2 separate regions of the Homo sapiens genome follow, and region 2 is linked to region 1. Evidence: chromatin contacts called from ENCODE Hi-C or POLR2A ChIA-PET data. All regions are on one chromosome and are shown on one strand. Each heading gives the region's core, a stretch centred on a gene start or an enhancer-like site at or near the end of the contact. The rest is flanking DNA. Distances are from core to core; before and after follow the strand shown. Region 1 overlaps TOM1 (target of myb1 membrane trafficking protein). Region 2 overlaps RBFOX2 (RNA binding fox-1 homolog 2).

Region 1 (3,068 bases), core at 331-2,830:
TCCTGACCTCAGGTGATCCACCCGCCTCGGCCTCCCCAAGTGCTGGGATTATAGGCACGAGCCACCGGGTGTAGCCATTTTTTTTATTTTTCATAAGTTTAAATATGACACCTAGTGGTTAAAAGTCGGTGACGTGATAACTAAATGCAGTGTAGGATCCTAGAACAAACAAAGGACATTAGAGGAAAAACTAGTGAAACCTGAATAAAGTCCGCAGTTTAGTTAATAGTATTTTACCAGTTTTAATGTTTAATGGTAGTTTACCAGTTTTGACAAATGCCAGACTAAGGGGAAGCCAGGGTCAAGGGTATATGGGAACTTGTGGTACTATCTTTGCATCTCTTCTGTAAATCTAAAATTATTCCAAAGCTAAAAGTTTGTTTAAAAAGACAAAAAATCAGGCAGTGAGAAAAGTGAGGCAAAAACTCGAAATCGAGGTTTGTGGCTAATGGTTGCAGTCATCTAGTTCATTCTGTATGCTTTGGTTGCAAAAATCACAGCATACCCCCAGAAGTTGTGGTTTGTTCAGCCAGCCCCCTTTGCAGACTCAGTTTTTTTTTGACTAAGCAAAGATGGTGGCACAACCTTTATTCTGGAATCTGCACGAAGCCAAGTTAAACCGGCAGCACAGTTGGACATGTTGATGGTTTCCTGTGGATTAAATTTTAGCATCTAACACTTGGAAGTGAAGTTCAAGTTCATGTTTGTAGAACCCAAAAAGCTGTTCCGTGGAACCTTGAAGTCCAGTTTGGGCACCTCACCCTCCTCCAAGGCTTGTGCAGGGGCTGGAGGCCCGTGCATTAGAGATGGCCTCACTTGGCCAGGCGCGGTGGCTCACGCCTGTAATCCCAGCACTTTGGGAGGCCGAGGCAGGCAGATCGTGAGGTCAGGAGATCGAGACCACCCTGGCTAATATGGCGAAACCCCGTCTCTACTAAAACTACAAAAAAAAAAATTAGCCAGGCGTGGTGGCAGACGCCTGTAGTCCCAGCTACTTGGGAGGCTGAGGCAGGAGAATGGCATGAACCCAGGACACAGCTTGCAGTGAGCCAAGATCGCACCACTGCACTCCAGCCTGGGCGACAGAGCTCCGTCTCACAAAAAAAAAAAGAGACGGCCTCACTCTGAGTCATGTGACTGTGGTTGCCTCACTTCCTTTCCTGGCAGGAGCTCAACCGCACGTGCCGAGCCATGCAGCAGCGGGTCCTGGAGCTCATCCCTCAGATCGCCAATGAGCAGCTGACAGAGGAGCTGCTCATCGTCAATGACAATCTCAACAATGTGTTCCTGCGCCATGAACGGTAGCCCCAGCACCTCCCCTGGCCTCTGGCCTACTGCCCCAACCCTCTCCCTTCCCTTCCTCCCTGTTCTCCTGGTCTCATGCCATCTGAGCCTTCTCTCGTCCTCCTCTCAAACACAAGGCAGGCTCCTAAGGGCCTGTGCCCTCAGCTGTCTTCTTCCAGGATGTTTATGAGGGCCCCTCCTTCCAGCCGCCCTGTATCTCCTTTCCAGGGTTAGCGCTGCTGCCTGTGCCCAAGTCCAGCCCTGGGAGATGGTCACAGGTCACAGCTGAGAGCACGGCCCTGCAACCAGACTGGCCTGGTGTGTCCTCGCCCACTCCACCACTTCCTGGTTCTGGGGCCTTAGACAAGTGACTTCACTGCTGCAAGCTACACAAAACATTTCTGGCTAACTTAGGCAGAAAAAGAATTTGTTAGGATAATAATCTTTATTAAATGGGTAGCTTTCAGAATCCAGAGAAAAGTGAAACTGATGTCTCCCAACAGAACAAGAAAGATGGATCCCAGGGCAGCTCAGATGTCTCAGGAGCAGAAATTCCTGGACCATCTCCCCAGGGTGCTGCCATCAATAAATACATCAGCTCAAACACTTGTCCACAAACACCTGTCCACCTTTTTTTTTTTTTTTTTTTTGAGGCACGATCTTGCTCTGTCACCCAGGCTGGAGTATAGTGGCATGATCACAGCTCACTGCAGCCTCAACCTCCTGGGCTCAAGCAGTCCTCCCACCTCAGCCTGCCAGGTAGCCGGGACTACAGGCATGCACCACCACACCCAGCTAATTTTCTTTTCTTTTTTTTTTTTTCTTTTTGCAGAGACAGGGGTCTCACTGTGTTGCCCAGGCTAGTCTCAAACTCTTGGCCTCAAGCAGTCCTCCCTCCTTGGCCTCCGAAAGCATTGGTATTACAGGCATGAGCCACCACACCCACCTGCCCACCTTGTATCATTCTGTTCAAGAGTCACATCCCCAAGAGAGACTTGGATTGGCTGAGCTTCATTGTGCCTACCAGCTGGGGTATGGGAGAGGGCCCTTTGATGGCAGCCCCACCGGGATGATGTGAAATGGGGGAGGAGCAGTTCCTCTAAAGAGTACTTAGGTGCTATTACAAAAGAAGGAGAAGGGCTGGGCGCAGTGGCTCACACCTGTAATCCTAGCACTTTGGGAGGCTGAGCCGGGAGGATCACTTGAGGCCAGGAGTTTGCAACCAGCCAGGCCAACATGGTGAAACCCCGTCTCTACTAAAAAATACAAAAAAATTAGCCGGAGGTGGTGGTGGGTGCCTGTAATCCCAGCTTACTTGGGAGGCTGAGGCAGGAGAATTGCTTGAACCCAGGAGGCAGAGGTTGCAATGAGCCGAGATCGCACCACTGCACTCCAGCCTAGGCGACAGAGCAAGACTCCATCTCAAAAAAAAAAAGGAAAGAGAAGGAGAAGGATTGCTGGGTCTGCAGAAATTGTGTGCCCATCACACCTCCTCTGTATCTGTAAAATGAGGCTTGTGGCATAAGTGAGAGTCCATGAAACAGTGTCTGTAAAGCGCTTAGCAGTCCAGGGTGTCTGATAACTGACATGAGTTATTCCAGCCTCCTCCAGCCCCTTGTTCATTTTTTGTGTCTTTCTCCATCAAAAGACACTCACTGATTGATTCTAAATCAGTGGAAAGTGGGGGGTACCCTGCAGGTCACGTCTGCCTAGCTTCTCCTGCTCGTTGGCCCAGTGGAATGAAAGGCCTCTTCCCTGCCATTTTGGGGTATGGGCTGTGAGGT
Region 2 (3,068 bases), core at 268-2,767, 510 kb after region 1:
TCAACGGTAAGAACTAAAATCAGTGACAAGTGAAGACAAAGCAGAATGAAGGTAGGAGTGATGAGGGAGTGCTGGTTTAGCTAGGAAAGTTAAGGGAGAGGTCGCCCTTGAGAAGAAATATTCAAGAGTAGAACAAACCATATGGGTACCAGTGGGAAGACATTTTGGGCAGGGAGAAAAGCAGAAGGGTCCTGAGCAGGAGGGTCTTAGGCATGTTAAGAGAACAGCAAAGAGGCCAGTGTCATTAGAATGAAATACAGAAAGAAAAGGATGGCAGGAGATGAGACTAGAGAGACAGCCAGGTTCCTGATCATGCAGGGTCACAGGATTTTATTCAGAGACTGAAGGGGAGCAACTGTAAGGTATAAGCACAGGAATGACAAAATCAGACTTGCATTTTAAATGATTCACTCTGGCAATGACCTCTAATGAATTAGTTTCCTGAATTTAATCATTCTAATAGTAATAGAGAAACATTTAAGAGTCTGGGGAATAGACACAATACATTGTGATGGCAGAATGCAGCATTTCTCACTGCCTAGAAGAGGTTGAACACTGGAGCCCACTAAGAAAGGTGCTACAATCAAAAGAGCAAAGTATTTACTGCAGGGGAGCCTTGTATTTGTGCCTGGCAAATTTCACATACAAAATGTTGGGAGGAAATGTTCAAAAAAGATTTGACAGTGGTTTGGAAATGTTGAAAAAAAAGAGTGAGGAATTATGACTTCGGAAGGGAACATGTGGGATACCAATAATGTCAGATCCCGGAGAGGAATGGTATACCAGAAGGAGACCAGGGTGGGTAAGGGGGGGCTGTATCACCTAGTATGACTGGTTCCCAGAAACTATCTGTCTACCATAAACAGATGTCCAAGAAACAACCCCTAGGTAAGGAATTACATGATGAAAAGTTCAAATTTGAGAGAGATAAAATTGTTTACATATGGCAATCTGTGTAGATCAGAGTTTGGAATTTCTCAGGGGAGAACAGAAAACTGGAGGAACAAAACCAGGAATTTGAGCTTATGCCTTATCACTGAGAGGAATGAGGAATGTCATTACTGTTCAATATGAAGATGTCTCCTGTAGCAATACAAATTTAAGTAATAGGTTGTCAAATATTAAGCTTACCTAGACTCAATTGCAAAGCTAAGGAGAAAGATAAAGGAAAAAATAGAGAAGGGGGCCAAAAAAGAAAGAGAAAAGTGTGTGTGATTAGGGGGTGACTAAGACGGAAAAAACAATTTAATGAGTCAAGATTGCTCGGATTTCATCATAGCTTCATTTATGAAATTCTGTTTATCTTTTCAAGAAAGCTAAGTAATTTTTAGAAAAGCAATACTTTTCAAGAGACAATCTTGGCCTCAGCGAAGAAATGATTATAACTGAAGATATGGAGCAATGTAGAAGAATTCAGAAAGAAACCAAATCTCTGGAAAAAGTGAGGCTTTTTTTTTTCATTGTAAAGGAACATAAATTCAGTCTCCAACCCACAATCCCCGCCTATCCTCCAACTCCCCAAATCCTGCAAAGCCCATAGAAAGTGGAAAGTGTGCCAAAACAAACAGTGTGGCTGCAGCTCCGTGGATGAAGGGTGGGATAAGGTTCGAGTGGCAAGGGAGCATGACTGGCAGGCAACCGAATGGAATCACTTTAAAGCAGTGCCACAAAATGGAGACTAAATGCTGAGAGGACCTCCAGAATTCAAAGAAAATGGGATATGCTTAGCAAAATCACAGAATAGATTCTCTACTCCAACTCCTTTCAAAAACCAGACAAACAAAAACAGGAAAAGAGAAAATGAAACAAAGCAAAACATACCTGCTCTCTTATCTGTCTTTAATTAAAGCATAAAATACCCTCCCTCTTCTCTTCTCCCAACCACCCAGGAACAGAAGAGCGAACTGGCAGCAGCTCAGGTGAAAGACTTCAGCCTTCCAGCTACAAAGAGGGGAGATAGCAGACAATGGAACTGGTGATTCATTACAAAAGAATACACTCCAGAGCGGCCTGCTGCCACATGGACTCACTGCACTATTTAAAGGAACAGCAACCCCCTTTCCAACCTCCCTTATTCCTAACACCTTCCCTCCTCTTGGTCCTGATGGAAAACAGATTTTGAAGAAAATGCCAGCAAAGCACTGAGCTGTCCAAGAAAGGGAGGGCTTTGTGTTCCACAGAAACTGGCAGTCTTATACCATAGTAGAGTACAAAAATTTTCTTTCACATCCATACTGTAAAATCTTTTCCTCTCTGCCTAGTACACTTTCCCTTTCAACAATAGATAGTATAACTGAATTTGAGTTTGGCTAAACATTTATTTTTTACTAATTAGTGTTGAAGTCATTTGCAATTTTGTTTTTCGAATTTTACACATAGTACAAGAATGATTTATCTTTCCTTCATATTCCATATTGCTATTTTCATAAATATGAGATGCAATAATCTGGTCTATATGCCCAAAAAATAAGAGATCTCAGTGAAATACTCCTACAACATACACATGAACAGCCGATAAAATTAACGTTTTAAGTATCACATAAGCATGTCTATCGGCTATATTAGAATTTTGTGATTAAATTGCCATTTGCTTTTTAGCAGAGCACTGATTACTTACTATAAATGACAGAGTAGTTTGATAATTAAAACAAAAACAGGCCCTATAAAAGTAGAGCATATGTAATAATAAAGCGCATACACTGTGCAAATACTGACAAGGATCTAATATGGTATGATGAAAAAGTCATTCACTGAAAGCCCTTTTCCAACAGCTGAGCAATGGAAACTGGGGACTACAGAGATGGTATCATCTGAAGATGCAAAGAACCTAAGTAGCAAAACAGTGAAAACACATCCATACATCGCTCTTACATTGTAATAAACCGTTTAACTTTGAAAACCCAGGCCTAACCACCAGTATAGACATTCTATATTGAGAAAGCTTATGTGACAGGTCATTATCAAATGTTGGGATTGGATGTCTGGCTCAAACACACACACACACACATGTGCACACACACACACACACGCAGGCACAACACAACACAACCACAGGACAAATGAAAGAC

What was found. Hi-C counts contacts between places; a loop is a spot of excess contacts on that map. ChIA-PET counts read pairs that join two places held with the same protein, here RNA polymerase II (POLR2A). Pooled maps may share reads with other maps.
Region 2: a pooled map shows a loop between it and region 1 (6-fold over the local background). The contact joins two enhancer-like sites. A Hi-C loop is called at or near these places in 1 of 50 pooled maps. POLR2A ChIA-PET finds 5 or more read pairs at or near these places in 2 of 52 experiments (AG04449 and PC-3).

Annotation. Positions count from the first base shown.
Region 1 is chr22:35,329,180-35,332,247 of GRCh38, forward strand. It overlaps TOM1 (target of myb1 membrane trafficking protein), which reads left to right. Exons shown (of 15, transcript NM_005488.3): 8 at 1,168-1,301. Among named protein-coding and RNA genes, the nearest start is that of MIR3909, 4.9 kb to the right of the region's middle. RefSeq lists an enhancer at 1,181-1,681. Within about 2 kb of position 1,581, at least 22 of the 41 ENCODE cell types and tissues checked have a DNase peak (open chromatin) inside an H3K27ac peak, as active enhancers do.
Region 2 is chr22:35,834,499-35,837,566 of GRCh38, forward strand. All of the region lies in intron 2 of RBFOX2 (RNA binding fox-1 homolog 2), which reads right to left. Among named protein-coding and RNA genes, the nearest start is that of APOL5, 120 kb to the left of the region's middle. Within about 2 kb of position 1,518, at least 27 of the 41 ENCODE cell types and tissues checked have a DNase peak (open chromatin) inside an H3K27ac peak, as active enhancers do.